Regions from separate parts of the Homo sapiens genome. Here regions 1 and 2 are each linked to region 3. Evidence: chromatin loops called from intact Hi-C (ENCODE). Cell type or tissue: mammary epithelial cell. All regions are shown on one strand. Links, peaks and the distances in the headings refer to the core of each region. The heading gives the core; the rest is flanking DNA.

What was found. A loop is a pair of places that touch in the nucleus more often than their neighbours do. Peaks named below come from ENCODE experiments on the same cell type or tissue, not always from the same donor. Only the 100,000 strongest peaks of a DNase experiment are listed, where the experiment ranks them.
Region 1: it touches region 3 in a loop (5-fold over the local background); 5 of 110 quality-filtered maps call a loop at or near these places.
Region 2: a loop joins it to region 3, with 10 times the contacts of the local background. A loop is called at or near these places in 7 of 110 quality-filtered maps.

Annotation. Positions count from the first base shown.
Region 1 is chr13:24,663,315-24,674,001 of GRCh38, forward strand. No RefSeq gene overlaps it. Among named protein-coding and RNA genes, the nearest start is that of ATP12A, 12 kb to the right of the region's middle. In mammary epithelial cell, for the core only: no CTCF peak of the experiment used is centred there; a DNase peak (open chromatin) is centred at 5,857; H3K27ac peaks cover 2,500 bases.
Region 2 is chr13:24,551,221-24,561,907 of GRCh38, forward strand. It overlaps LOC101927375 (ankyrin repeat domain-containing protein 26-like), which reads left to right. Exons shown (of 11, transcript XM_011535334.3): 4 at 6,943-7,036. Among named protein-coding and RNA genes, the nearest start is that of PARP4, 44 kb to the left of the region's middle. In mammary epithelial cell, for the core only: a CTCF peak has its summit at 4,004 (motif pointing left); no DNase peak of the experiment used is centred there.
Region 3 is chr13:24,498,099-24,508,785 of GRCh38, forward strand. PARP4 (poly(ADP-ribose) polymerase family member 4) reads right to left here. Exons shown (of 34, transcript NM_006437.4): 2 at 5,547-5,679; 3 at 3,535-3,736; 4 at 2,218-2,284; 5 at 1,203-1,278; 6 at 18-131. The coding sequence starts at 5,678. It overlaps LOC105370117 (a long non-coding RNA gene), which reads left to right and starts at 5,057. Exons shown (of 3, transcript XR_941756.2): 1 at 5,057-5,188. RefSeq lists a silencer at 5,313-5,607. In mammary epithelial cell, for the core only: no CTCF peak of the experiment used is centred there; a DNase peak (open chromatin) is centred at 4,833; H3K27ac peaks cover 1,680 bases.

The DNA.
Region 1 (10,687 bases), core at 4,761-7,260, 170 kb after region 3:
CAAGGTGACCCTCACAGCAATGTTTGTTCCTGCCAACCCCGAATAATGGGAAGTAATACTTCGGAGGTTTTAAACGTGCTCTTTTAGAAGCTTCAGAAATTGATGAAAAGAACCTAAGAATATTAATTTCTAAACTGTGAACATTCAATGCTCCCATATTAGTTAGCATACATACATATAATTCCACATAGTTGTAATCAGTGTACACAGCAACATAACTTTCTGCTCTTTTCCTTTAACTTTATTTGGTGTAAGCATGTCCTGGCATTGATATTTTCTACATATTGAGGTCACTTTTCCCAATTATTTTATAGCATTTATTCATGTTAATGTACTATAGTTTTAAGCACTAGCCCCTTTTTTGGCCATTTGAACAGTTCTAAATGTCTGCAATTTAAAAAGCACTATTGTGAACATATTTACACAAATCAGTGTTTAACTTTTGAGTCATTTCACTAAAGTATAATTGGTTCCAAATGTAGAATTACTGGGCCAAAAGATGTAAAGAAGCTTGTAGCCACCATTATGTACAGCTGGATTGCTTTACAGAAGGACAGGACTGATTCATAACGCATCTAAAAATGTATAAGAACATTTGTTATCCTAAAGCTCTGCTATCATTTCAATGGTTCTTTTCCTAAAATTTATTTAATTTCAAAAAGCACATGTTGATCTTAAAAGATGCAGCCCCTTAACCATCAGAAAGCATCTTTTCCCAAATACAGTCATGTGCCACATAATGTTTCAGTCAATGACGGTGGTCCCATGAGATTTTAATGGAGCTGAAAAATTCCTATCATCTAGTGAGGTCGCTCTCATAACACCACAGCATTAAAACACATCGCTCGTGTCGGGCGCGGTGGCTCACGCCTGTAATCCCAGCACTTTGGGAGGCCAAGGCAGGCGATCACAAGGTCAGGAGATCGAGACCATCCTGGCTAACATGGTGAAACCCCGTCTCTACTAAAAATACAAAAAATTAGCCAGGCGCGGTGGCGGGCACCTGTAGTCCCAGCTACTCAGGAGGCTAAGGCAGGAGAATGGCGTGAACCTGGGAGGTGAAGCTTGCAGTGAGCAGAGATTGCGCCACTGCACTCCAGCCTGGGCGACAGAGCGAGACTCCATCTCAAAAAAAAAAAAAAAAATCACTCGTATGTTTGTGGTGATGCTATTGTGAATAAACCTACTTTGCTGCCAGTCATTTAAAAAGCAAAATAAATAAAATTTTAAAATAAGAAAAATCTTATAGATTATGGATATAAAGAAAGAAAATATTTTTGTACTGCTGTACAGTGTGTGTTTTAAGTGTTATTGCAAAAGAATCAAAAAGTTTTAAAAAGAGCCTGGCATGGTGGGCTTATGACTGCAATTCCAGCTACTGGGGAGGCTGAGGCTGGGGGATTGCCTGAGATGAGGAATTCAAGACCAGCCCAGGCAACACAGGGAGACTTTATCTCTTAAAAAATATAGCTGAGGTTAATTTATTGAAGAAAGAAAAATATTTTGTATCAATTTAGTGTAGCCGAAGTGTACAGCTTTATTGAGTCTACAGGAGTGTATAGTAATGTCCTAGGCCTTCACATCCACCCACCACTTACTCACTGACTCACCCAAAGCAACTTCCAGTCTTGCAAGTGTGCATTCATAGTAAGTGTGCTATGCAGGCATGCCACTTTTTATCTTTTACCCTCTATTTTTACTCTACCTTTTCTACCTTTAGATATGTTTAGATACAGAAATACTTATCATTGTGTAGTGATTACCTACAATATTTAGTACAGTAACATGTGGTACAGGTTTGTAGCCTAGGAGCAACAGGCTATACAATACAGCCTGGTATGTAGTAGGCTATAGCACCTGGGTTTGTGTGAGTACATGCTATGGTATTCGCAGGATGACAAAATTGCCCAACGATGCATTTCTCAGACTGTATCCCCACCCTTAAGTAAGGCATGACTGCAGTGATGTTCTGTCCTGGTTTCCTCCTGTGTAAACCCCCACAGCATGTCCCGCACTCACTATACGCTGCCTCCTAACTAGCATCTCTTCAGCTAGATCAGAAGCTACTTGAGAATAAAAGCCATTCTTACCACTCCTTCAGAGCCTCCAAAGTATCAAGGCCTTTGCAGGCACTGCAATTACAGTGGACCCTTGAAGAACACAGGGATCGGGGTGCCGATCCCCTGCACAGTTAAAAACCTATGTATAACTTTTGACTCTTCTAAAACTTAACTGCTAATAGCCTACGGTTGACTGGAAGCCTTACTGATAACATAAACAGTCCATTCACACATATTGTGTATGTTATACGTATTATCTGCTATATTCTCTTACAATATAGCAAGCTAGAGAAAAGAAAATGTTATTAAGAAAAATTATAAGGAAGAGAAAATACATTTATAGTACTATACTGTATTTATCAATATTGTGAATTTGCATGGTCTGTTTACAAGATGAGTTGTCTGAAATGATGGCAACTGCAGCTGCAGACCTCAGTCTATGGTACATAGCAAGCAATTCAACTGTTTCTTGTAATGTCATTATTTTTCTCTGCTTTCCAGGAGTACTTCCAGCATCACTAGTCACACTTTGTATGGGTCCTATGGTGTTAACCAAGGTATTGCACTCAACACGATGAAAAATACACAGGAATCCTGAGAGATCACCTTTTACCAATGGTAATTTGCAATTTACTAGAGAGATGAACTGCTCATGTGGAGACGATGAGCGTCACACAGCGTTTTTTTTTTTTGAGATGGAGTCTCGCTCTGTCGCCCAGGCTGGAGTGCAGTGGCTGATCTCAGTTCACTGCAAGCTCCGCCTCCCAGGTTCACGCCATTCTCCTGCCTCAGCCTCCCCAGCAGCTGGGACTACAGGCGCCCGCCACTACGCCCGGCTAATTTTTTGTATTTTTAGTAGAGACGGGGTTTCACCGTGTTAGCCAGGATGGTCTCGATCTCCTGACCTAGTGATCTGCCCACCTCTGCCTCCCAAAGTGCTGGGATTACAGGCATGAGCCACCGCGACTGGCCCCACACAGCGTTTTAAGCAGATACACACTTGAGCTCACACTTGAGCTCACCGCTAGCAATGAAATGATTACAGCATTACAGTAAGCACTGCAGCTGATTTTATGCAGTTATGATTTAACTGCATCTTTATGTTTGTTTACATTCTCCTGACTGCAAATGGTCCCGTATATTCTGTTATAAGTCTTGATAAATTTTAACTTTTTATTATAGATTTCTATATATTGTATGGGAGTAAAAGATAAAATAAACTAGTATCTACATATATTTTATGCATCAATGACATATCTAACTTTTTCTTAATTTTTTTGATATTTCTAGGCTATGCAATTCATTAGTGAGCTTTTTCTAATTGTCACAAATCTCAAAAAAATTTTCCAATATATTTATTGGAAAGAAATTCTGTATAAATGGACCCAGGCAGTTCAAACTGATGTTGTTCAAGGGCCAACTGCATACCTGCCTGAGGGGCACGTGGCAAGGGTGAGATGAAGGTCCTCCCGGGCTTCCTGGCGTGTGTGTAATACTGGGTCTCCACCGAGTTCCCAAAGCAGGCCATCTATGAAAGAACCTTCAGGCTTGAAAAGACAGAAAACGTTTCCATAATTTATTGGTTAGATTCTGTACATGCTAATGATATACTTACTGTTATTAATTATAGCTGGACTAATCAACATCTTCTTTCAGATTTAACATGAACTTACCAAAGCCAAGCTTGATTTTCCAAATCAAAAACAAAGTGGTCTTCTAGAGTGGGCACTTCTGTTTGAGAAAATGCTCTTTTGAGGGAGAGTAGGGGGCCCTAGAAGGGCTAACAATAGCAGGGAACTCTCCAAGTAGGAGGAGAAGACCATCATATACAACTTTGTGGAATGTTTCTGTCTTTATGACCATGTTGCAGGACTAAGAATTCATGGCACACAGTTGCAGAATCATTGACAAGGTAAGCTGAAACCTCAAGAAATCACCTTTTTGTGTTTCTCCCTTCTTATGCATTAATAGTCCTAGTCAAATAATCTGATTCCATGTGGCTGAGACCAAAGAGGCCAAGAAAACAAGGGTGTTTAGATCTTCCCTGTTCCCCAACCTCCAAATCTAGGTGATCCCATCAGCTGCAGATGTCTTGTCTTTGCTGATCACATCCAGTAAAGAATTGCTGAATATCCTACTTCCTTTTATTTTACAGAAGGAGTTTACATGCTGCATTTGAAAACAGAGTTCATAACCAATATGAAATTTAGCGGAAGTAACTTGACCTCATGGAATTTGTGGGAAAACTCAGAATTCAAATCACTTCCTTGCAGCCTCTCAAGTGAGTCGAAAGCAGAGCCCCTACTCCGTGCTTCTCTCGCCTGGAACTCACTGTCACTGTCTGCTGGTCCACTGCTCCCAGTCACTCCAACGTGAGGAAGCCGGCTTCAGAGCAAACCACAAGGAAATCTGGTTTATGAAAATGGAGCAGTCTCCTGATAACATCTGGCCGTTCATCACTAGCTTCTTCAGGTAAACCCCACTCTAAAAAGAAATGGATCCTACAGGTCTCCTACTGGATGCCCACAAATGGCTGAAAACTGCCATTTGATTTGATTTATTCTCTATACACTAGAAGTTCTCTATGTGGTTTGTTGGGCTAATGAGCCTAAGGAGATTGTATTAGGGTTCTCCAGAGACAAAACAAATAGGATGTCGAGAGAGAGAGAGAAAAAAGAGAGAAAGATTTGAAGGAATTGGCTCACATGATTGTGAGACTGGCAAATCCAGTCTACAGGAGAGGCTGGAGGCCCAGGCACAGTTGATGTAGCTAAAGGCCAAGGGCAGTCTGAAGGCAGAATTCCCTCCTCCTTGGGGGACCCAAATGTTTTAACTTCTTTAACTCATTGGGTAAAGCCCACCCCCATTATGGAGCAGACTCTGCTTTACTCACATCTACTGATCCAACTGCTAATCACATCTGAAAAACACCTTCACAGAGACTTCCAGATTGGTGTTTGGACAACTGGGTACCGTGAATTAGCCACATTGACACGTAAAATAAATCTTCCCAAAGATTCATGTAGAATTCCCAGAGAAGGGAAAGGTTGCATCAAAAGTGAGTGGAGTGGCTGAGCCGAGACAAGTGTGTTCACTTCTGCAGGGCATGCCTTTTTCACTGCTTGCTGAGGCTGAGGGGATGATGCTCTCGGCAGAGGAGCCAGTATCCAGTCCCTCGGAAGGGGAAGGCTCAGGGCATAGCCCCCAGCCTGACTCCTCCTGACTAGCCTACACCCTACCCACACTAGTCTTTCCTAGGCATGGAGGCAGGTAAAGGAGAAGAAAGATGCCCCTATGTTGCCACTCAAGTGCTGGTAAGCTTCACAGGCATTTTGTGAGAAAATGTGTGTGATCTTGGAGATCTGAGCAACTGCGATTGTCTAGACTGGGACCAACGCTGGCCCTGCAGCTGAGCAGAGCAGCCCTCCCACATGTTGATGACAGCCTCAGGCCAAACAACCTGCCACAGAGGGTAGAGAGCAATGGACAAAGCCCAGGATTCAGTGAACTGAACTGGAAAATCTTTCATAGAGATGACAGGTGCCCAGACCCGAGATGGGGGTCTATGGAATTGGAAACTGACAAAGTGGATGTAAACTGTGTCCTGCTGGCCTCATTGTCCTCTGCTAATTCAGAATCCTGATGCCTACAAGGCCCCCAGCAGCCTCCAGACACCAGGAGAGGTGGAGTCTTTCTCTTTCCTCTCCTGGGATCCAGCCCTGGCCACACCCCACAGTTCACTCCACATCACCAGACACAAGGGTTTGCGGCCACTCCCTGCAGGTTCCTGCTGAACAGCTCACTCTTCCAGGCACCACCCAGAGCTTGCAGGTGCCAAAACCTCAGCAGTGACAGAGGTCTGTGAAACAGGCATTGAAGCTTTCCTGTCAGCATCCCCGGGCCAGGGACATGTTCATGAGCTAGGCTGTGAGACCATACACATTACAACACACTCTCCTGTCCTCCCAGGGACTAAGGATTTGGCCTGGACCAACCTTTGTGTGCCTGGCACCTTCTTCTCTGTGAGGGGGCACCTCCACCGGCTGCTTTCCTTTTGGTTCACTCTGGTAGTTAACCAGACATGCCTGGAAAGCACTTAATCCCGGTGCTGGACACAGTGAGGCTCAAGCTGGAAACCCTGCCATGCTGATAACGTGTTCCTCTGCCCTTGTGCAAAACACACACATGCTAGTTACATTTAAGAATGTAGAAATGGCCAGGCATGGTGGCTCACACCTGTAATCCCAGCACTCCGGGAGGCCGAGGTGGGCGGATTATGAGGTCAGGAGTTCGAGACCAGCCTGGCCAATGTGGTGAAACGCTGTCTCTACTAAAAATACAAAAATTAGCCGGGTGTGGTGGCGCGAGCCTGCAGTCCCAGCTACTAGGGAGGCTGAGGCAGAAGAATCGCTTGAATCCGGGAGGTGGAGGTTGCAGTGAGCCAAGATGGTGTCACTGCATTCTAGCCTGGGTGACAGGGCAAGACTCCTTCTCAAAAAAAAAAAAAAAGAATGTAGAAATAATTGGAACTGTGATGACTGTGGGGTCATCCTAATTCAATATATTGCTTATAGAATGAAATCTACATCTTTATTTATGAAAAGTTTTCTGTGGATGCCAACAATACACAAGAACCAGAAGCCAGCACTTGCTAGGATGCTTGAACTTGCCCTTGGTGAGCCGTGCACCTCATCTCGGGCTGCCGCTGCTGGTGTAACTGGCTGTGCAGGCTCACCCACACTCCCACACCCCCCTTTTTCTTTAACAAGTGAAATCCTTTCTCAGGGGGTGGCTATGAGATGTTTGCCCCTTAGTCCACAGGTAGGAGCTATAAGAGCACAGCACCCCATTTTAATTAAATGCAATAGAACTACCACATAAGTACATAAAGGCAAGGCAAAGTGACAGTGTCCAGACCAGCAAGTGCTAGAGTCAACAGAGATCTTAAACGGCATCTAATCCAGGGCCCTTGACCTTAGAACACAACTCCAGGGAGCGGCCTCAGCTCCCTCTAACCACTGCAGTTAGATTCTCGGGGCTGCCCCAGCCTCCATACAGGCAGGCTGAGGACCAGTGACGTGATGTGGTCCGGGGGTTCTCAAGCCCACTGGTTCATAAGAAGCACCTGGGGAGCTTTATAAAGATAAACCTCGAGGGCTTGTCTCAGAATTACTTGGACGTGGGGTCTGGAAATCTGTATTTTTAAAGCTCCCCAGGAGATTGTTTCAGGTTTGGGACCCATTGATCTTCTCAGCTCCAACACTGTCTGAGGCCACAGAAAGGCAAAATGTTCATTCCGTTCCCAGCAAATTCAGTGAGCAAACAAGAAAGCAGGACTAGAATTCAGGTCTACAGAACTCGCAGTTCAGCATCATTTATGAAAAATTATTATATCTCTCTCTCAAGCTAGGAAGAAACATATGCTAGTGGTCACAAAAAACTAAAACATGTTGTTTCTACTTCATCAAGGAACACCCCCTCATCTAGAAATAAACTCCAGCCCCAAATTGAGTGTTTTCAGTTGCTTATAAGGAAGACCTTCCTAACTGCAAAAGTCAATTACTGGAATCAAGGGTGACGTGGGAGGGCTCCTTGTAAAATGATATTTGTAAAACATTCTTTCACTTCTCCAAGAGAATTGAGATGCAGAAGCCACTTTGACATGCCTGTCACTGTGGCGGTGCCTTTGAAAGACCTGAAGGAAGTACAAGACGTGGCCTCCAGGGGCACACCTCCTTCCCAGGAAGACAAACAAATGATATGGAGCCCCCAGAGGGTGGCAGGGCAAACACGATGATGCCTCAGCCCTTGGGAGAGTGGGCAGAGCGTTGCTCAGACAATGCTCCTTTAGCAAAACAAGCCTGAAAGGCAGAATACGGCTCCAAGCCCCATCCAACCCTAGAAGAAGGGAAACAGTCACCGTTTGATTTTTCTTTTAGATTTTCTAGTTCCTTGTTCCTTGGTGCTGTCATTGTTGGAGTGTTTTGTTGTTTCTTTTGATTTTTGTTAGTTTGCTTGGGGTTGTCTTTCACCCAAGCAATCCTTTGCTCAGTCAGAAATGAAGTATTTGACACATGGTTGCGAAGCCTGGGGCTGTTCTATAAATTCCTGGTGCTTGAGTGATTCCAGGTGTCCTGCATGAATGAGGATCTCATCCCTGTGTCTGGAGCCCCGAGCATTGTAGAATGTGCTCCCTCTGCTGGTTCCCTCTAAAAACGAAAACTTGGTTTTGAAACGGATTTGAATTCCCACAGTGCTCTCTCCTCAGATCCAAGAATCTGACCTCTGCAGAGTGATTAGAATTTTCTGGCTAAAGCGATTTTTTGTTTAAAACAACAACAACCTGACTCCTAGACTCATTCAGGTTGACCACCTTAGACAAATCCGGCTCACATGGGCCCTTGGAAGAGAATGCTATGGTGAAAAGAGAAAATCAGAATGTGTTTATTTTCATAGTTGGCCCAGCAACGAGCAGAGCAGGGCAGCTCGGGCAATGTCCTCAGATGTGCCCACGGACAAGCTGTAAAGGACTCACACCTAAGGTATCTAGGAGGACGAGGGCCACCGGAGTCAGCAAATAAAAACACCAGAGGGCCAGTTAAATATGCATTTCAGTGTAGTCCTGGTTACTCATGAGGATGAGGCGGGAGGATCGCGTGAGCCCAGGAATTTGATGATTGCACCACCACACTCCAGCCTGGGCTGCAGAGCAAGACTGTCTCAAAAAAAAAAAAAAGTGCATTTCAGTTAAACAACAAACAGTGTGTAAAGTATAAGTATGTCCCATTTAATACTTGAGACATAGTAATAAATCTCACAAGGCTCCCTGTGTTTTATCAGGCAACCCTAAAGGTGAGGAAAGAGGAACTAGGAGGAGGAGAAAGCTCAGTCTAGAGGCTTAAAAGGCTCTTGGATGCCAACTGCTCAAACGTGCTGGTGCCTGGAAGCTGGTGACAGCTGAGCCACTAGACCAGAGATGATAGACTGCCCCACGGAGACCCCGGCATAAGTCTTCTGTGTGGGGTGCTATTGCAAGAGCTCAGACTGGGAAGAATCTGTTCTCTGCCATCTCTGCAGGGCTGATTTAAATCCCACCACCTTGTCTTTTTTACACGACCTATTTATTACGAGACACTTTAAAGAACCTTAGTAAAATACTTTGGTCTTATCATCTTCAAAGTCTTGGTTTCAATCCCAGTGTTATGGAGCTCTTCCCTGCAGTTTTACCTCCTCCAGCCAGGCCCTGCTCCTCCATTTATCAACTGATTAATCAAATGCCACTGGTCCTGCTTGTGTGACTTCGCCTGTTTCCCAGGCTATACTCATGCTGGTTGCATATTAACACATACTGTGCTTCAGCAGCCAGTGGCTTTATTTCCTAAGGGGACATTTCACAGGCACAAAAAGATCACCCATAAATTTACCTTTTTTCCCCTCACATGAACCAGGAGAGGGTGTACTGAGTTTAAGCTGGGCCTTTCCCACTTCCATCTCCCTGCACCCAAGTCCACTTTAGGAGCTGGCCTGGCACCACCCAACGTACGTGAGTGGTGGATGAGACCTCAGGGCCTCAGCCACCGCCACATCTCAGGCAGACTTTCCAAGAGAACCTGCAGCCAAGCAGCTACCAGTTTTCTCCTGGTCATCCCATGACAGCACAGTTGTTTTTTCATTCTCTTTACTTGTTTTTTTCTTGCCTAAAATCCCTAGGTGTGTTTTTAAACCCTTCACTGGCAGTGGACAGCCCACTCTGTGTGCCTTTCTGGGTTAGCAAGGACTAAGTCAGGGCCTGGCGTGTGTGAGACTGGGATGTGGGCTGTGCTCCTTCTCTTTTTTTCCCACTTCTCCCAAGAGTAAATGTCCTGTCTTTGTGAAGAGCTGATCCCAAGATCGATGTGTTCACAGAGCTAGACCAGCTTGTTTCATGCTGACTTAGATGTTGGGTTACCATAGACAGTTATTTAAAGCACCTCAGAGAGAAAGAAAGGCGGCCAAGATAATGAAGTAATCATTATCATCTGCGCCTGCCCTGGAGGGACACTGGCCCCAAAAGGACAAGGTCATTCTAATGCACCCCAAAACCCAGCCTGGCATCTCACAAGGGACAGATCTGGCATGAAAATGTGGGGGGATGAACACAGCTCTATTAACTAGAAAAAGAACCATGCCGGGCGCAGCAGCTCACACCTGTAATCCCAGGACTTTGGGAGGCCAAGGCGGGTGGATCACCTGAAGTCACAAGTTCGAGACCAGCCTGACCAACATGGGGTGAAACCCCATCTATACTAAATACCAAAACTTAGCTGGGCATAGTGGCAGGTGCCTGTAATCCCAGCTACTTGGGAGGCTGAGGTAGGAGAATCACTTGAACCAGGGAGGTGGAGGTTGCAGTGAGCTGAGATTGCACCACTGCACTCCAGCCTGGGCAACAAGAGCGAAAAAACTCCGTCTCAAAAAAAAAAAAAAAAAAAAAAGCGATGATCTCAAATCCTACTTTTTAAAAAATTAATTTAGATCATCGTTTAAGAATGACAGCCCCATCATTATTAGATTGAAGCTAATCTTTATGACCAAGGCAGCCAGGTCCTTTGTGACATTCTCTCATTCCCTAGCTCCCGCTTCCCTAC
Region 2 (10,687 bases), core at 2,939-5,438, 52 kb after region 3:
ATTCTCTGATGGTAGTTTGTATTTCTGTGGGATCGGTGGTGATATCCCCTTTATCATTTTTTATTGCGTCTATTTGATTCTTCTCTCTTTTCTTCTTTATTAGTCTTGCTAGCGGTCTATCTATTTTGTTGATCGTTTCAAAAAACCAGCTCCTGGATTTATTGATTTTTTGAAGGGTTTTTTGTGTCTCTATTTCCTTCAGTTTTGCTCTGATCTTAGTTATTTCTTGCCTTCTGCTAGCATTTGAATGTGTTTGCTCTTGCTTCTCTAGTTCTTTTAATTGTGATGTTAGGGTGTCAATTTTAGATCTTTCCTGCTTTCTCTTATGGGCATTTAGTGCTATAAATTTCCCTCTACACACTGCTTTGAATGTGTCCCAGAGATTCTGGTATGTTGTGTCTTTGTTCTCTTTGGTTTTAAAGAACATCTTTATTTCTGCGTTCATTTCATTACGTGCCCAGTAGTCATTCAGGAGCAGGTTGTTCAGTTTCCATGTAATTGAGCAGTTTTGAGTGAGTTTCTTAATCCTGAGTTCTAGTTTGATTGCACTGTGGTCTGAGAGACAGTTCGTTATAATTTCTGAGGAGTGCATTACTTCGAACTCTGTGGTCAATTTTGGAATAAGTGCAGTGTGGTGCTGAGAAGAATGTATATTCTGTTGATTTGGGGTGGAGAGTTCTGTAGATGTCAGATGTCTATTAGGTCCGCTTGGTGCAGAGCTGAGTTCAATTCCTGGATATCCTTGTTAACTTTCTGTCTCATTGATCTGTCTAATGTTGACAGTGGGGTGTTAAAGTCTCCCATTATTATTGTGTGGGAATCTAAGTCTCTTTATAGGTCTTTAAGGACTTGCTTTATGAATCTGGGTGCTCCTGTATTGGGTGCATATATATTTAGGACAGTTAGCTCTTCTTGTTGAATTGATCCCTTTACCATTATGTAATGGCCTTCTTTGTCTCTTTTGATCTTTGTTGGTTTAAAGTCTGTTTTATCAGATACTAGGATGGCAACCCCTCCCTTTTTTTGTTTTCCATTTGCTTGGTAGATCTTCCTCCATCCCTTTATTTTGAGCCTATGTGTGTCTCTGCATGTGAGATGGGTTTTCTGAATACAGCACACTGATGGGTCTTGACTCTTTATCCAATTTGCCAGTCTGTGTTTTTTAATTGGAGCATTTAGCCCATTTACATTAAAGGTTAATATTGTTATGTGTGAATTTGATCCTGTTGTTATGATGTTAGCTGGTTATTTTGCTCATTAGTTGATGCAGTTTCTTCCTAGCCTCGATGGTCTTTACAATTTGGCGTGTTTTTGCAGTGGCTGATACCGGTTGTTCCTTTCCATGTTTAGTGCTTCCTTGAGGAGCTCTTTTAGGGCAGGCCTGGTGGTGACAAAATCTGTCAGTATTTGCTTGTCTGTAAAGTATTTTATTTCTCCTTCACTTGTGAAGCTTAGTTTGGCTGGATATGAAATTCTGGGTTGAAAATTCTTTTCTTTAAGAATGTTGAATATTGGCCCCCACTCTCTTCTGGCTTGTAGAGTTTCTGCCTAGGGATCAGCTGTTAGTCTGATGGGCTTCCCTTTGTGGGTAACCCGACCTTTCTCTCTGACTGCCCTTAACATTTTTTCCTTCATTTCAACTTTGGTGAATCTGACAATTATGTGTCTTGGAGTTGCTCTTCTCAAGGAGCATCTTTGTGGCGTTCTCTATATTTCCTGAATTTGAATTTTGGCCTGCCTTGCAAGATTGGGGAAGTTCTCCTGGATAATATCCTGCAGAGTGTTTTCCAACTTGGTTTCATTCTCCCCGTCACTTTCAGGTACACCAATCAGATGTAGGTTTGGTCTTTTCACATAGTCCCATATTTCATGAAGGCTTTGTTCGTTTCTTTTTATTCTTTTTTCTCTAAACTTCTCTTCTTGCTTCATTTCATTCATTTGATCTTCCATCACTGATACCCTTTCTTCCAGTTGATCGAATCAGCTGCTGAGGCTTGTGCATTCGTCACGTAGTTCTCATGTCTTGGTTTTCAGCTCCATCAGGTCCTTTAAGGACTTCTCTGCATTGGTTATTCTAGTTAGCCATTTGTCTAATTTTTTTTCAAGGTTTTTACCTTATTTGCCATGGATTCGAACTTCCTCCTTTAGCTTGGAGTAGTTTGATCGTCTGAAGCCTTCTTCTCTCAACTCGTCAAAGTCATTCTCCATCCAGCTTTGTTCCATTGCTGGTGAGGAGCTGCATTCCTTTGGAGGCGGAGAGGCACTCTGATTTTTAGAGTTTCCAGTTTTTCTGCTCTGTTTTTTCCTCATCTTTGTGGTTTTATCTACCTTTGGTCTTTGATGATGGTGACGTACAGATGGGGTTTTGGTGTGGATGTCCTTTCTGTTTTTTAGTTTTCCTTCTGAGTCAGGACCCTCAGCTGCAGGTCTGTTGAAGTTTGCTGGAGGTCCATTCCAGACCTTGTTTGCCTGAGTATCAGCAGCAGAGGCTGCAGAACAGCAGATATTGGTGAACAGCAAATGTTACTGCCTGATCATTCCTCTGGAAGTTTTGTCTCAGAGGAGTACCCGGCCGTGTGAGGTGTCAGTCTGCCCCTACTAGGGGGTGCCTCCCAGTTAGGCTACTTGGGGGTCAGGGACCCACTTGAGGAGGCAGTCTGTCCTTTCTCAGATCTCCAGCTGCATGCTGGGAGAACCACTACTCTCTTCAAAGCTGTCAGAAAGGGACATTTAAGTCTGCAGAGGATTCTGCTGCCTTTTGTTTGGCTATGCCCTGCCCCCAGGGGTGGAGTCTACAGAGGCAGGCAGGCAGGCAGGCCTCCCTGAGCTGCAGTGGGTTCCACCCAGTTCGAGCTTCCTGGCTGCTTTGTTTACCTACTCAAGCCTCGGCAATGGTGGGTGCCTCTCCCCCAGCCTTGCTGCCACCTTGCAGTTTGATCTCAGACTGCTGTGCTAGCAGTGAACGAGGCTCCGTGGGCATAGGACCCTCCGAGCCAGGTGCAGGATATAATCTCCTGGTGTGCTGTTTGCTAAGACTGTTGGAAAAGTGCAGTATTAGGGTGGGAGTGACACGATTTTCCAGGTGCCGTCTGTTACTCTTTTCTTCGACTAGGAAAGGGAATTCCCTGACCTCGTGTGCTTCCCGGGTGAGGCAATGCCTTGCCCTGCTTCGGCTCACACTCGGTGTGCTGCACCCACTGTCCTGCACCCACTTTCCAACACTCCCCAGTAAGATGAACCTGGTACCTCAGTTGGAAATGCGGAAATCACCCATCTTCTGCATCACTCATGCTGAGAGCTATAGACTGGAGCTGTTCCTATTTGGCCATCTTGGCTCTGTAGGGTCCAGCCCCACAGGGTCGGTGGGTTTCTCCCCATGTGTGGAGATGAGAGAGTGTAGAAATAAAGACACAAGACAAAGAGATAAAAGAAAAGACAGCTGGGCCCAGGGGACCACTAACACCAAGACGCAGAGACCGGTAGTGGCCCCGAATGCCAGGCTACACTGATATTTATTGGATACAAGACAAAGGGGCAGGGTAAGGAATGTGAGCCATCTCCAATGATAGGTAAGGCCACATGGGTCATGTGTCCACTGGACAGGGGCCCTTCCCTGCCTGGCAGCCAAGGCAGAGAGAGAAAGGAGAAAGAGAGAAACAGCTTACATTATTATTTCTGCTTATCAGAGATTTTTAGTACTTTCACTAATTTGCTACTGCTAACTAAATGGCAGAGCCAGGTGTACAAGATAGAACATGAAGGCAGACTAGGAGTGTGACCACTGAAGCACAGCATCACAGGGAGACGGTCAGGCCTCCAGATAACTGCGGGTGGGCCTGACTAATGTTAGGCCCTCCACAAGAGGTGGAGGAGTAGAGTCTTCTGTAAACTCCCCCGGGGAAAGGGAGACTCCCTTTCCCGGTCTGCTAAGTAGCGGGTGTTTTTGCTTGACACTAATGCTACCGCTAGACCACGGTCCGCTTGGCAACAGGCGTCTTCCCAGACGCTGGCATCACCGCTAGACCAAGGAGCCCTCTGGTGGCCCTGTCTGGGCATAACAGAAGGCTCGCACTCTTGTCTTCTGGTCACTTCTCACTATGTCTCCTCAGCTCCTATCTCTGTATGGCCTGGCTTTTCCTAGGTTATGATTATGGAGCAAGGATTATTATAATATTGGAATAAAGAGTAATTGCTACCAACTAATGATTAATGATATTCATATATAATCATATCTAAGATCTATATCTGGTATAACTATTCTTGTTTTATATTTTATTATACTGGAACAGCTCGTGTCCTTGGTCTTTTGCCTCAGCACCTGGGTGGCTTGCCGCCCACAGGCTCCACCCCCCTAGTTTTTCTTTTAACATGGAAATTCAGAAATTTAAAATTTCTGTCTCAAAATCTGTATTACAAAGAGATTCCCATGTGTTTCCTAAGCCATTCTATGAAGAATATATTTAAAACTCTTCATCTAATTGAGCATACACGTTTTTCCTCAAGTAACAACCAGCTCCAGAAGCAGAGACTGTTAATAACCATGTGGTAAGACTTTAATTTCAAACACTTTTTGCCCTGTATTATAAAAAATATTCACAGAGCATCTTTGTATCATAGTTTAAAGTATCAAATTTCAGAAGTTTTTGTATTTCATTGTTTACATAATCATTTTAAAGATCCTGCACCACTGTGAGCTACTGAATGTTACGAAACATATTCTTGTGTATCCTAATGTACCTAAGGTCTTGCATGTAAGAAGTGTTTTAATCATTTTTGAACATGAAGAAATGAGCAGACAAGTAAATTTCTATATAATAGAATGTTATAGGTAGTATAACATGCACAAGATATCTAATAATAAGATCTATCGCATTTCCAAAATGGGGCTTAAATTAATGTTTAGGATATAAGTTCACATGAATTATGCAAATATGTTATAAATAAGAAGGAAATAAATTAGAAATATGTCATCAGTAGGAAAGCAGATTACAGTATATTTTCTAATATCCTCTAACTGTAAGCTCAGATTTGGATTTTAGATGAAAATTTCTTAAGCTTTCTTTTAGCCCCAACCTATGCTCTTTTAAATATATCTTTTCAGGTTGTATGTTACTCTTTATAATTTTGATTTCCTATGATTTCTCCTGGTGGAATATTGATGAAACATTTCTTTTCTCTTTTATCTCTCTGTAGTAATAATGTTCCAGCTTTCACATAGTGGTAGATGACCATGTTTACCTGAATGAATGTCTTATTTTGTAGAAAGAAAATTGAAGTCTTTATTACAGAAATACTTACAAAAAAATTGTAAATTCTAATCAGTATTTTTAGGGCTATCCTATGACCAAAAGTCTCCATATAGATCTGTACTTCTCCATGTACCTTACTGTAGTTAATATCATAAGAATGACATTCATAAATATTATCTCCTAAGTATGTCTAATGAAAAAATTTGGGAAGAAATGTGAAATCCTTTTGTAAACTGTGAAGTGTGTATACAAGTGTAGGACAAAATGATCACGGTGGGATTCAGCGATTTAGTAAATATTGAAGATTCTTTTTGTAAACCTGAACAATGAAATGGCAGTAGTGTCGAAAAAAAAAAATAGAAATTTAGAACAGGCATGTCGATTTCTACTTTGGTTTATGTTAAGTTTCAGCAGACTATGACTGGGAATATCCTAAGGGAATCTAGTGATTTGGCACTTGAGACCTTTCTGATGAGATTGTAAGTGTTTTTGACCTTGGAAGAATTTCTGTTCTTGACTCCTGACTGTGTGCTAGGCAGTGAGACACTGAATGTACAAGATGAGGCTTATGATAGAGTAGTAAGAGCAGAAAATCAAGTAAAGAACAAACACTTCTAAGTCACTATAAATGCTTCCTATAAAGAAAACAGAGAATGTTAGGTTAGGGCACATTGAAGAAGTGCGTAGTTAGGATGGGGGCCGGAATGGGAGTAGAACTGTGTTCTCAGAGAAGATCTTTCTGAGTGTGACATTTAAGCTACCAACTAGAGGACAAGAAGCAGCGAGCCATGTGAAAGTCTAGAAGGAGGATATTCTGGACAGAGAGAACAATGGGTCACATCTGTTTTTCATTTTGTTCTCAACATCCAAAAAGCAGGAAGTACGGTAAGCATCCTCGTCCTCATATGTATTATTAGAATGTGTAGAAAAGAGAATGTGTAAATAAGGGCCTGGGACTGTTTAGATGCTTCATAATAAATGTTCCTCTCCTTCCCTTTTTACTAACTCTTGCTATACTTTCTTGAAGTTATTTCTTAATTGGGAAAGAATGGCATACTATATCTAATATTTGCTTGCTTTTATTTAAACAAGGCATAAAGAAAAGGCTTCTTACTATTTTGCCATTTTTCCTGTCAGTAAAAATTTTACCAAAAATATTTTGAGTTTTCCAAGCCCTTCCTCACCTAAATAAAGCAGCTTTGACAATGTTCTGCTTACACTCAACGTAACATACCCTGAAGTTACCTATCATGCCGAGTATCTTATTTTAACACTAAGATCATTTATGTAATTAGAAATATTTTAAATATGAATGTTGTAAGTATTATACCAATTGTGTGTGTTTTTTTTAATGCCCTGTTATTGTTGGTAGTGAACGCAAAGTTGAGTTAGGTGTTTGAAGTTAGTTCCTTGCTGACATATACAGAAGAGCTAATATTGTATCTGTGACTATGTTTCCTTTGGCTTTCTATGTTCAGTTTACAGAGTCAATAGCCATATGGAGATAAAATATTTGCTTGATCTGGAGAACATATATGAGTTTCTCTGTTGAAATATTTTGGTTTTCAATACATGCTTTCCTTACTTCTAGGTCTCATTGCTTTTAAATCAGGAAATTCAGAACATGTTTAGGAAATATTGAGAAATTCATTGTTTTTTCACTGAAACTCATTATTCATTATAATTTCAACAGACTACCTTTGAGAATGTTCCACAGAAATATGATAGTCACTTAACTGGAGCTGATGATGGTCAAAGAGGAAAAATTACAATAAAGGAACAAGAAGGTAAGAACTGTATTTTATTTAAAAATTTGACAGAATGTTTAAAAACATGAGCTCTGTTATGTTCTAGTAGCCAAGGAAAATAAGGTATTAAGTGCATAGTCAAAAAAAGAGAAGTGAAATAGTGATATGTTGTATATTTTGTAAGGCATTAGCAACCAATTTAATTGAGAGTGCCACTAAAGGAGCTGAATCATTAGTTCCAATTCAAGATACTGTAAGACCTGAGGAAAGTCAGAAAATAAGGAAGAAGAAAAGAGTAAATGAAGGAATGAAGAGTGAAAAGGCGGAGAGTACAGGGAGTAAATGAGGGAAAAAGATATATGCAATGAAGGGCGATAGAGTAAGATAATTATTTGAGGAGAATATAAAGTGAGCTTCCAGTACCGAAACTTGTCAGAGAATTCAAGCAAAATGTTGCCACTCTTGCTGTTTTCCTTACTTTTGGGAATGCATTAAGGATGGAGGTACCTGACCACACAGAGCTATGTTTCATCTGCGATAGAGGAATGTAATGTATGGTCAGCCGTGCATAAATTACATGTCTATAATTTAATGTGCTATAAAATCTTGTTACTTCATGGGACAGTATCTTAGGGGCCAAAAGAAGAGCATTGGAAAGAAGAGGGTAGGATTAATTATGGAAAGATCAAGGAAGCTATAGCCTGATAAAAAGTTCATTAGTAACTTTACGACTTGTAATGCAGCTTAGATTTGGAGGACGTGATAGGGTGGAGCTTGAGGCTGGATTCCAAAAGGGCAGGTTGAGGTTAACTAATGTGGGAGCACACTCAGTATAGACCAGAGCTTCCCAAATTTTAACAAATCAGCTGAGGACCTTGTTGGAAGTGCAGATTCTGATTCCACAAGTCTGCGATTCTGTATTTCTAATAAGATCTCAGGTGATGCCGACCCTTCTTGTCCTAGGACCACACTCTCAGTAGCAAGGGTATAGCTGTGCCTTCAGAGAAATCTCGAAGAAGAGCCCTTGGATCACCACTCAAGACATAACAGGATCAAGGGAAAGCATGATTTTCCCTTTATTTCTGAGCGTGTCTCTGGCCAGAGGGGAAGGAGAAAGAGATGAAGAAACAGAAATCATCATTGGAAGATACTACTGCTAAATGAAGAGAAGAGAAGTCATGGGAATAGTCCATCAAAAGGCGGCAGAAAGGTCAGAATCAGGACAACAGATCTAGAGACTACTTTTGCAAAGGAAGAGGGATTGTGAGTGGAGGAGGAGGGAGGAAAGAAAGAAGTTGGCTAGTTAATTTTGGAGTTGATAATAGGGAAACTTGAGAGCTGTCACTTCTAGTGACTGCAATATATTGGCACTCAAACAGAAGATTAGGTGATTGCTGTTCCAGGAATTACTGGAAGGAGGGAGTGCTAGAATGGGGGTAAACCACAGGAACTAATTTCTTCTCTCTGTAACTATCAGACATCAAAGATGCATGTTTTGTTGATATTGTGTCCGGAATTGGTGGGTTCTTGGTCTCACTGACTTCAAGAATGAAGCCACGGACCCTCGCGGTGAGTGCTACAGCTCTTAAGGTGGCATGTCTGGAGTTTGTTCCTTCTGATGTTCGGATGTGTTCGGAGTTTCTTCCTTCTGGTGGGTTCGTGGTCTCGCTGGCTCAGGAGTGAAGCTGCAGACCTTCGCGGTGAGTGTTACAGCTCTTAAGGCAGCACATCTGGAGTTGTTCGTTCCTCTCGGTGGGCTTGTGGTCTCACTGGTTTCAGGAGTGAAGCTGCAGGTCTTCGTGGTGAGTGTTACAGCTCATAAAAACAGTGTGGACCCAAAGAGTGAGCAGTAGCAAGATTTATTGCAGAGAGTGAAAGAACAAAGCCTCCACAGTGTGGAAGGGGACCCGAGCGGATTGCCACTGCTGGCTGGGGCAGCCTGCTTTTATTCTCTTATCTGGCCCCACCCACATCCTGCTGATTGGTAGAGCTGAGTGGCCTGTTTTGACAGGGCGCTGATTGGTGCTTTTACAATCCCTGAGCTAGATACAAAGGTTCTCCACCTCCCCATCAGATTAGTTAGATAGAGAGTTTCAACACACAGGTTCTCCAAGGCCCCACCAGAGCAGCTAGATACAGAGTGTCGATTGGTGCATTCACAAACCTTGAGCTAAACACAGGGTGCTGATTGGTGTGTTTACAAACCTTGAGCTAGATACAGAGTGCCGACTGGTGTATTTACAATCCCTGAGCTAGACGTAAAGATTCTCCAAGGCCCCACCAGAGTAGCTAGATACAGAGTGTCGATTGGTGCACTCACAAACCCTGAGCTAGACACAGAGTGCTGATTGGTGTGTTTACAATCCCTTAGCTGGATATAAAGACTCTCCATGTCCCCACCAGACTCAAGAGCCCAACTGGCTTCACCCAGTGGATCCTGCACCAGGGCTGCAGGTGGAGCTGCCTGCCAGTCCCGCGCCATGCGCTGGCACTCCTCAGCCCTTGGGCGGTGGATGGGACTGGGCGCCGTGGAGCAGGGGGCAGCATTCGTCGGAGAGGCTCGGGCTGCACAGGAACCCATGGAGGCGGGGGAAGGCCCAGGCAGGGCGGGCTGCAGTCCAGAGGCCTGCCCCGTGGGAAGGCAGCTAAGGCCCTGCGAGAAATCGAGCGCAGCGCCAGTGGGCTGGCACTGCTGGGGGACCCAGTACACCCTCCACAGCCGCTGGCCCAGGTGCTAAGCCCCTCACTGCCTGGGGCCGGTAGGGCCCGCCCGCCGCTCTGAGTGCGGGGCCCGCCAAGCCCACGCCCACCCAGAACTCCAGCTGGCCCACAAGCGCCGCGCGCAGCCCCGGTTCCTGCTAGCGCATCTCCCTCCACACCTCCCTGCAAGCTGAGGGAGCCGGCTCTGGCCTTGGCCAGCCCAGAAGGGGGCTCCCACAGTGCAGCGGCGGGCCGAAGGGCTCCTCAAGTGCCGCCAAAGTGGGAACCCAGGCAGAGGAGGCGCCGAGAGCAAGCGAGGGCTGTGACGACTGCCAGCACGCTGTCACCTCTCAATATGAGTTAATCAACTGAGGTAAAGTTAAATGTAGGAGCTTTGGCTGCTTTTTCTTTAAGGTAGCCGGTTTTTTAAATAGGATGCCTGTTTTGTAAAAGTTTATCATGGATGACATGATATGCCAACCCAAACTAAGTTTGGAAACAAAAAAAATTACAAAGTTTATTCCTCAAATACAAAAGGCATTACTTTACATAAATATTACACCCATTTTGGTATATAAAAGCTCAGTAGTAACTAATAATTGTGTAGCAATGCATTTTTTATTAATATTTCAATGTTGAAAGCTTCTTAGACATTATTTTTAGACATGTTTTATATACCTTCTTGCATGAGTGGATCAAAAAATTTAAGATGGCTAAACTACGGGATATAAGAAATGTAGGCCTATCAGTAAGCTCAAGTAGGTATGAAAAAAATGAAGATTTTTATGAACTATTTTGTGTAAGTGTGGATCCAAAGCAATTCACACTTGTGAAAGTGTGGATCCGAACACTTTCTCTGATGAGAAATGAATTAAACATTCAAATGAACTGTCATGACAACTGTGTGCTTCCTACATTCTAGGACCAATTGAAGGACATAGTAGGTACTTGTAGTAGAATGGTATAAATGATTCTGATGTGTCACATTAA
Region 3 (10,687 bases), core at 3,594-6,093:
AATATAAACAGCATTACCTCCATGCCATCATCCAGGAGGAAGTGTGAGGATATCAGGAAAGGACAGTCCCTGGAGTCCCGCGAACACTGAAGCTCCACCACCACAGCTTCCTGGCCTCCCTCCATTCCCACCTGGAAAACAGGATGTGCTTTCAGAAGCTGCACTCGGGAAACATCAAACTACATGTGCCATTTGAAAATGTTGATTATAATTATAAAATATGTTCATTTAGAGATATAATTTAGAAAATATAGAAAAGTATCAAGAAGAAAATTAAAATCTCCTAAAATCCCGAGAGCAATACGATCACTATTAATATTTTGGTATGTTTCCCTCCTGTATTTTTACCATCCCATAAATAGATCTGTGTGTTTATACCATACCACTTTTCATGTTTTCCTTATCAAAGAGGGAAATGTTATTTTCAAGTTACATTTTATTAACATATCTCAAAATACAAATGGAACATCACTTTGAAGGCTAGTGTCGATTTATATCTATATATATATTTTAGAGACAGGTCTTGCCACATTGCCCAGGGTGGCCTCAAACTCCTGAGCTCAAGAGATCCACCTGCCTTAGCCCCCTAAGTAGCTGGGACTATAGGCAAGTGATGCCACATCAGACACTAGTGTTGATTTTCATTTGTGGGGAAAAAAAAAAAGGATTTTGTTTTTCTTTCTAATGCAAAAGGAATGGAAACGCAACATAGTGTAAATACTTAGTGTCAAACCTTCCTTTTCCAAATACAAGAAACTGTTAGTAACAGGGAAGAGCACTTTTATGTTTAATGCCATATTGATATTTTATACTGTTTAAAATTTTTGCTATGAGCATGCATTACTTTTATAATATAAACACTAAAAATTTAAACTTTAAATTCTAAACATAAACATTTTCTTGACTGTTAAAAATCAGGTCTGGGTGCAGTGGCTCATGCTTGTAATCCCAGCACTTTGGGAGGCTAAGGAGGGAGGATGGCTTGAGCCCAGGAGTTCGAGACCAGCAAAATAGTGAGATTCTGTCTCCACAAAAATAAATATATAAATAAAATTAACTCATATTTTAAGGACTATATGATATTCAGGATATGCATAATTTTTCAAAACAATGAGAAAATGACCGAATAGGAAAAACACCCAGAAGACATTCAAACAGGTGTGTTTTTTTTTTTTTTTGCTAACTAGAAATCAGATTCTTACTTTCTCCAAGGTGTTATATTTTGCAACTTCAAAATCTTGAGGAAGATGAGGAATTTCAACATTCTGCATACCAAACCTGAAATTTGTAGTGTATAATTAAAATTTTAACATTAAATGGATTTTAGGCTAAACAGAATTTCATAAATTTTTTCTTGTACATCTTTACAAAATACATGATAGATTCCTTACAAAACACATGGTAAGTCCACATGGTAAGTCCCTAAGGCCTCCTTAGCTCTTCCAGAAATTGTTAAAAGATCATTGGAAATGAGCTGGATGCCTCCTCTGCATAATCTCCAGCTCAGATACCCAGCACTGTAGCGTCTGCACTGGAAGATGGTCTCCACGCGGCAGAGGCAGAAAGAAGTGGGCCGCACACTCTGGGGATGGGCTACTTGTGTTTGCTTTGGATCTGACTCTTAGAAGCTATGTCACTCCTCTCCAGACCACAGTCCATTCCTCTCTAAAATAAAGGAGTCAGACTTCTCATAATCTGTACTTTTCATTTTGGATTTTCTTCTCTTTAAACACTATTATTAACAAATACAACAAGATTGAATGTGATGCCTAATTAACCCGATGTTTTGGGTATGCTTTAAGAAACCATATAGAACTTTAGACTCCCATACTCCATTTGAGGAAGGCTGTTGTTATTTCCATTTTTGAAAACATCAGGCAAAAGTAACAAACTGTCTTTACTCTAAAGGCTGCTCAGGAAAATAATAGGATGAAAATAGGTTTTTTTTTAAAAGAATTAAAAAAAAAACCCACTGGTTTTCTTTTTAAAAATCAATTCAATAATTGCACCCAATCTCATTTAATACTGAGAATTTAAAATAATGATCACTATACTAGTTGAAGAAAAAGACTCAAATAAAAAATCACTTGAGTTAGATATGCAAAATAAATTAAAATAAGAAAAAGTCTACAAATAGAATTTTAATACTGTGCTTGAGGTTTACACAAGATTTTACAAACTCTGTAGAGTCCCAGGAATCAGAAAGAAGTAAATTACTCAGTGAGTTCCACAGTGTCTTCCTCCTCTGTGGCACTGTCCGGGCATAGACCTTCTGTTTTCACTTCTAGAATTAAAAGCAAACAGCACACTTGTTTACTGCCCAAAGACTTACTATAATTAGTTAACCTAAGTGCTGGAATTGTTAAGATTCATAAATATATCCTTAAATTAGTTATAATTTTGGTGATCAAAGGATAACCCAGTGGGAAAAGAGGAAGGTATAACCTTATAAAATAGGGAGAACATACTCTAATTCTATTTTAATAAGCATATCAGGAGGATTCTCATCTGTTATTATTTGAAACTCATTGATAGCCATACAATTTTCAATTGGCACTTTCTTCTTGAAGAGTACAAAGTGCACAGGATCAGAATGAGTTCCTGAGAGTCGGCACATCACGAGCGAAGGAGCTGGAGATGTTCTAGCTTAGAGGAGGGAAAGTCAAGGGCTCTGCATGAGCTTTTGCTTCATACTTTCTGTACAGAGAAACAGTAACACTATCTAGAGCATTGTGATATACAGGAATAACTCAATGTGAGGACTTCTTTCCAGTTTTAATTATACTGTCAAGATTCCAAGGATCATCAGTGTATTTGTAGTAATTTGGAATCTGAATAAATTATGCTGGCTGTCATACAGTATGTTTTCAATGTGAAATGAGTCTACTATTTTATTTCTGTTGTAACTATCATTTGCTGGGACATGTGCTGGGACTGCAGCAGCATTTCTGGACTATTGTCTAAGGAGGCTCCACCCTGCCAAGTCAGTACGGTATCTAACACATACCGTGTGCTTACTGTGAGTTAGTATTTATCAGAACTGTGTGATTTTTGATATGACTCAGGAAGAGTGCATTTTTCATGTCCAAAGGCTTTCTTCTTGGCCAGTTTCCAAAATAAAATCTTGGCTTATAAAGAAAATATGTTTCTTTTGGGGAGACAATCTTTTGTTTGGAAAGAATTTCTTCAGCAAAATGCTGGTCATCAAATTTCCAGTCATTAGGTTGTAGTAATCACTGTTTAACACAAAGGCTTTCCCCTCCCCCTAGTTAAAAGCACAATCAGGTTTTCTGAGATGATCAGTGTTTTGTGGCCATTTTGAGTCTGACCCTACTAGGCTAGATATCAAGAAATCTGTTTCTAGTGCTAAAGTAGTCTTTTGTCCTTTGTTATTTTTCTGTCCATTTTCTGAGGTAATAAGTCTAATTTTTTTTTAGTATTTCTGGACAATTCTCTGCCTATGGTATCTTTGACAAACCCAAGCGTGTACTATGGCACCTATGATACGTTAAATGCTTGCTATGAAATACCTACCAGAACTGCTCGCCTTCTGATCAGGAGGTGGTGTGATGTCCAGGGGCTTATAAGGATCATAATTCTTTACATCCAAGAGTCTCTTTTCCCTGATAGATTTCCATATAAAATCTGGGTTTGCAATATGAACGTGGTTCTTTTGGATAGAATTCAGTTGGTACTGACTCAGAACATCAGCATTATCTAAGATTATATGTGTGCACTAAGGAAAAAAAGAGTCAATCCATTATGCATCAAGAAAAACAACATTTAAATAAGATATTTGTATCTGTAATTTTCACCCTTAGAAAGTATTAAGGTAGTTTGTGATAATCTTTCTCAAATTTCGAAAAACCTCTATAAATATCACAGTTTCTAGTTACATAAACATTTTAAAAATCAACTGTTTTTAAAGGATATGGCTACGAATGCACCATAATTGATTAACCCTAGAGGTTATTTCTAAATTTTCATTATTGTAAACAACGCTGTGATGACTATCCTCATGTACACATCCTTGTGCACTTGTTCAATTATTTTCTTAGTAGTGGAAAGGGAGGTTCAAAGGTTATTATTTATTTTGATTTGTAATTTTAGAAAATCTTGTTTTTTTTGTAGAGATAGGGTCTTGCTATGTTGACCAGGCTGGTCTTGAACTCTCAGCCTCAAGTGATTCTCCCATCTCAGCTGAGTTTACAGGCATGAGCCAACATGCCCGCTTATAATTTTATTTATTTTTTAATAAATAGTAAATTCACATTGTAGAATATCTAAAAAATAAAATAATGACGACGTATTAACTTCATCCCCACTGTTGTCCCCAGTTCCTCTCTGCAGAGGCACCTGCTGTCACTTGCTCCTCGCGAATCCTGCTAGAGCTACACTATGCGTAGATACATGGCAGCGTGCTCCTCAGCCTCTTCCGTGCTGGCTTTTCCACTGAAATTATCTTGGTGATTGTTCCTCAACATTACATATACAGCTGCCTCATTATCTACAGTAGCTGGGATGCACATTTCACATGTTTATGTACATTGACTTCCACAAAGTTGCACTCACAGTATGTGACTTTCTAAAAAGGAGAGACCATGTTGGCAGTTCACACAGAAGACAAACTGAGAAGGGAGAGCAGGCACGAATTACTCATCTGTCCAGAGATGGTGAGACAGCTCAGTGTGGGAAGCTGTATAAGGGAAGTATATACAATTCTACCTGAATTGGAAGTAAACAGGGACATTGCATTTCTGGTATTCAGCTGGAGTTGAACACGCTTCACAGAACAGATGAGGCTCACAATGGCCAAGCCCCAGGGCTGAGGTCCAGGGAGGGGCAGGGTGAGTCAGCTCATCAATTCGTCAACAGAGGGAACAGCAGAGGACAGGGGCAGGCCAGCCTGGCACCTAGAGCCTTTGGATTTCTATTTTTACAGTGAGGTGGTTTAAAAAAGAGGAGGTTAAACTGAATTATTTCTAAGATTTCATCCAGCTGTAAAATCCTATTATTCTGAACTGCCAGGCTTACAAGTTCAAGAGGCAGAAGGTAAATTCCTGCAGCCTTTAAATGAACAAAACAAACAGCACAAGCTACACTGCGAAGATGAGTCTGCACTGCATGTATTTCTTTCTACACCCAGGAACCTGGCTTACCAGTATATCACCCCAGCGTTGACATACTGGTGAGTGACGACAGTGCGCTTTTTGCAAATCCTGTGCACTATGACTTTTCTCCTTCAAGAATAGATATGGCTGGTCTGAAATTCTATTTTCATATTTGGCTGTGCTCTAGTAATATCCTGCTTCACAGGACATGTAGGATTGTCCTGCAGTTCAGGGAACAGGGAGGGGACAGGGCTGGGCCACCTCTGCCTCTAGGAGCCCAGCCTCCCAATGGGCCATGTCAGTCTCTCCTGATGAACTTCGAGTAGCTCACTCACTCTCTCCTGCTGCTAATCTCTGCTTCCTCTTCTAACCATGACCCTGTTCCCTGAATGCGCAATGTTTTATCACACTGTAGTTTATGACACTTGGAAATACCTGAGGATTTAACGAAAAGGAAAACTTTCCGCCATTTTCCTTAATGTCAGTTTGTAGCTTTTTCTTCTGCTGCTGAGGTAAGTACTTCACTTTCAAACAGAAGATACAATTTGCAAAGATTCCCATCACCATCCTGTAGGAAAAAAAGTTTTTAAGGACCCTCTCTTAAGTCAATATGACAGTGAATTTAGAATTATTATACAAGCAAACTGTGGGAAAATTGGGCATTATCTTAAGAAAGATATTGCAATCATGTTATCAATAGAACATTGCAAAAATTGAATAATATCCTAGCTTGCAATATGTGTGTTGGTTTAAGAATCGTTTCTAGCTTTTATGGTTGATATTACACCACCAAAAATCCCTTTGTACAGGCTCATGATATACATCTTAATAAAAACATGACAGATTTAAGTTACAGATCAAGTGTGTGACTCCAGAACATGGAACCATTTATTTCTAAATTAGAAATTAACATTATTTGATAGTGAAACCATGGGTTTCTTTAATATATAATTCTATGCATTCAAAAAGACTCTTTATGTGGACTTCTATTAGGCCATTCTGGGGAAAAACTGAACAGCTGATAATAAAAATATACAACTATGTTTAAATGGAATATGTATGTGTGTGTATACACATATATATTCTGCATTTAGGTTCTTTTTTTTTTTTTTTTTTTTTTTGGAGACGGAATCTCACTCTGTCACCCAAGCTGGAGTGCAGTGGTGCGATCTCAGCTCACTGCAACCTCCGCCTCCCTGGTTCAAGCGATTCCCCTGCCTCAGCCTCCCGAGTAGCTGGGACTACATGCGCGCACCACCACACGTGGCTACTTTTTATATTTTTAGTAGAGACAAAGGTTTCACCATGTTGACCAGGCTGGGCTCAAACCCAGCCTCCCAAAGTGCTGTGATTACAGGTGTGAGCCACCACACCCAGCCTGGGTTAATTTAATTAATTTACTGTACAACACATTCTCAATTTTGCATCGAAATGTGTATTTAACAATAAATTAATACATGGTGAAAAATTGTGTTTAATTTCCATTTTGTAAAATTTTTTTTTTGAGACAATCTTGCTCTGTCACCCACGCTGGAGTGCACTATTGCAATTTTGGCTTACTGCAACCTCCACCTCCTGGATTCAATTGATTCTCCTGCCTCGGTCTCCCAAGTAGCTGAGATTACAGGCGCCCACCATGACACCTGGCTAACTTTTGTATTTTTAGTAGAGTCGGGGGTTTTACCATGTTGGCCAGGCTGGTCTTGAACTCCTGACCTCAAGTGATCTGCCCACCTTGGCCTCCCAAAATTGTGGGATTACAGGCATGAGCCACCGCACCTGGCACACCCCCGCTTTTTTTTTTTTTTTTTTGAGTCAGGGTCTCACTCTGTCACCCAGGCTGGAGTGCAGTAGCAGATCTCAGCTCACTGTAATCTCTGCCCACTGCAATCTCTGCCTTCCGGGAAGAGAAGGTGAGGGTTAAAGAAAGACACACACACACACACAGAGGAGAAAGAAAGAGAGAGGAGACAGAGCTAGAGAGCGCGAGCTTGACAGCAAATGCGGCTTTATGTGCAGCACAAAACCTACAGAAGTAGGGGACCAGCCTAATGCCACAGCCCACTGCTAAGTCTTACAGGCTAAGGGTACTTATAGGTATGGGCGGGAGGGGTCTGGGCAGCATGGCTTGTTGCCCTGCAAGATATCGATAAGATGTTCCCATGATTTGTATTGATTTGTACAATAAGGGTTCTGGCCCTTATTCAGGTGGATGTCATCATGGTGTTCCTTGGACGTTTGCCCAAGAAGTCATGAGAGGGAAGTTTCTTCAGATAAGCCTCTGTTGGCCTTGCGGTCAAGTGGTTAGGAAGGATGTTTCTCACCGCCTAAACCCCCCAGAAATGTTTCACTTTGCCCAAAGTCTGCAAAATAGCGGGCAGCTTACAAAATGTTGCAGTTTGTGCTAACGCTGGGTTCAAGCAATTCTCCTGCCTCAGCCTCCCGAGTAGCTGGGATTACAGGCCCGCGCCACCACGCCCGGCTAATATTTTTCATTTTTAGTAAAGACAGGGTTTCGCTATGTTGCCCAGACTGGTATTTGTCAATTTTTAAAAACAAGGAGTCACGTCTAACAGGCTCCCCGCAAAGTAAGCTGCCATTTGGCGACAGCAGTTTCCAAGTCCTGTATTAGTTTGAGGATCGCGGTTCCGGGTCCTGTGTTAGCTTGGGCAGGCAGGTCAGGTTCTCTGCCGCGGCCCACGCGTCTTGGGACTAAGCTGAGTTGCTGAAAGCCCACCGCCCTGCACCGCGATTGGGCTCCGCCATTTCCCCTTTGCCTGCCCTTTCACCTCCCACTCCTACAGGCCAGAGGCCCCACCCTACCTAGTGCTGTGTCTGGAATTTGTGGGTTCTTGGTCTCACTGACTTCAAAAACGAAGCTGCCTGGACCCTCGTGGTGAGTGCTACAGTTCTTAAAGGCGGCGCGTCCGAAGTTTGTTCCTTCCTTGGTCTCACTGACATCAAGTATGAAGCCGCAGACCCTCGCAGTGAGCGTTACAGTTCTTTAAGGCGGCGCATCCAGAGTTTGTCCGGAGTTGTTTACTCCTACCGGTGGGTTCGTGGTGTCGCTGGCTTCAGGAGTGAAGCTGCAGACCTCCGCGATTTAAAGGCAGTGCGGACCCAAACAGTGAGCAGCAACAAAATTTACTGCAAGGAGTGAAAAACAAAGCTTCCACAGCGTGGAAGAGGACCCCAGCAGGTTGCCACTGCTAGCTCGGGCAGCCTGCTTTTATTCCCTTATGTGGCCCCACCCACATCCTGCTGATTGGTTCATTTTATAGAGCGCTGATTGGACTGCTTTGACAGGGTGCTGATTGGTGTTTACAATCCCTGAGCTAGACACAAGTTCTCCAGGTCCCCACTAGATTAGCTAGACACAGAGCACTGATTGGTGCATTTACAAACCTTGAGCTAGACACAGGGTGTTGATTGGTGTGTTTACAAACCTTGAGCTAGACACAGAGTGCTGACTGGTGTATTGACAATCCCTTAGCTAGACATAAAGTTCTCCAAGTCCCCACTAGACTCAGGAGCCCAGCTGGCTTCACCCAGTGGATCCCATGCCAGGGCCGCAGGTGGAGCTGCCTGCCAGTCCCATGCCTTGCACCCGCACTCCTCAGCCCTTGGGTGGTCGATGGGACCGGGCGCCGGCCGCGCTCCTGCGGGACGCTCGTGCTGCGCAGGAGCCAACTGAGGCGGGAGAGCTCAGACATGGCGGGCTGCAGGTCCCGAGCCCTGCCCCGCGGGGAGGCAGCTAAGGCTCCACGAGAAATCTAGCACAGCGCTGGTGGGCCGGCACTGCTGGGGTACCCGGCACACCCTCCGCTGCTGCTGGCCCGGACGCTAAGCCCCTCACTGTCCGGGGCCGGCGGGGCCAGCGGGCTGCTCAGAGTGCGGGGACCGCCCAGCCCACGCCCAACCGGAACTTGCGCTGGCCCGCAAGCGCCGCGCACAGCCCCGGTTCCGTCCTGCGCCTGCAAGCTGAAGGAGCCGGCTCCGGCCTCGCCAGCTCAGAAAGGGGCTCCCACAGTGCAGCGGCGGGCTGAAGGGCTCCTCAAGCGTAGCCAGAGTGGGCGCCGAGAGCCAGCGAGGGCTGCAAGGGCTGCCAGCACGCTGTCACCTTTCAGTACCTTTGCCCTGTGTGTGTTGGATGGTGGTACCCATTCCCTGGGCTCTCAATTGAGGACACAGTGCCACTGCCTCCCTGACACCTCACCTCTGGGTCTCCTTGGCACCACAGAGGTGCGACGTCCCCAGCCTAGGCCTCCCTCTCCCCCTTGGCTGGAGACAACCACTGGGTGCTATTCTTGACTCCCTGCACCCCCATCTCCTTCTGCCAGCTGTATCTCTTCCATCACAGCCCCTGATATAGCCCCAATGTATAGAACTTGTCCCTCCTGCTGCCACCCTGGCCCATGCCCTCGCATCCTGACTGGCTCCCACTCCTGTTGCGCCTGTGTTCAATCTCTTCTCCACACTGCAGCTTCAGGAAACTTGTTGTTTTTAAATTACATTTCAAATAAAATACAAATTGCTTATCATGGTTCAAGGCCAACAGCTATCTCATTCCCTCCTGGCCACACTGGCTTTTTCTAAAGGAGGAAGAAACCCACAGCTTGGTCCTCCAAGTCTTGACACATGCTGTTATATATTATAGTTCTTATCTCTGGGACCCCCAGCCCTTCCTCACCCCATGCTGTATCCCCCATCCAGGACACAATGAATGAACACATTAGGGATTCATATTTTTTAATCTTTCTTTTGAGGTCCGGTTAAACTGAAGTCTCTTGATGTAATTCTGCCTTTCCATAACATTAGCATGGAAAAGTTTCATTTGTTGACTGCCTCTCACATTCAATTAGCATCTGTGCATAGATAGGAGGGATGAAATGAGGGGTACCATAAAAGAGATTACACCACACTATTTAGGTTAATCTATGCTAGTCGTAATCTCTGACAATTAAAAACAACACACAAAAAAAAACACTAAAAGCCTTTAATGACTCTTTAATAATTTCCAGGACAGCCTCTATGTGATAATTGCACCCCCACTTATGCTGACCAAGGTTGGCTGACATGGAGTGGCTGCTCAAGTCCACCTTCAGATGGGTCCTGGATGTGTTAAATCCTCTGACCTGTTTAAAACGTGTTTCCTGGAAAAGTGACTCATGGTCACTGTTGAAAATTTGAAAAATACAGAATTGTATAACAGAAAAAAAAAGAACAAAACAAAAAAATCTCAAAACCTAGGGCTATGTTAGCATCTTGTTTTGCATTTTTCTTCTGGGCTTTTTTCTAGGTCTATTATAACACTTTGTTTTTTGAGACAGTCTCGCTTTTGTCACTTAGGCGGAAGTGCAGTGGTGAGACCTCGGCTCACGGCACCCTCCGCCTCCCGGGTTCAAACGATTCTCCTGCATCAGCCTCCCGAGTAGCTGGGATTATAGGTGCCTGCCACCATGCCTGGCTACTTTTTGTATTTTTAGTAGAGACGGGGTTTCACCATGTTGGCCAGGCTGGTCTCGAACTCCCAACCTTAAGTGATCTGCACACCTTGGCCTCCCTAAGTGCTGGGA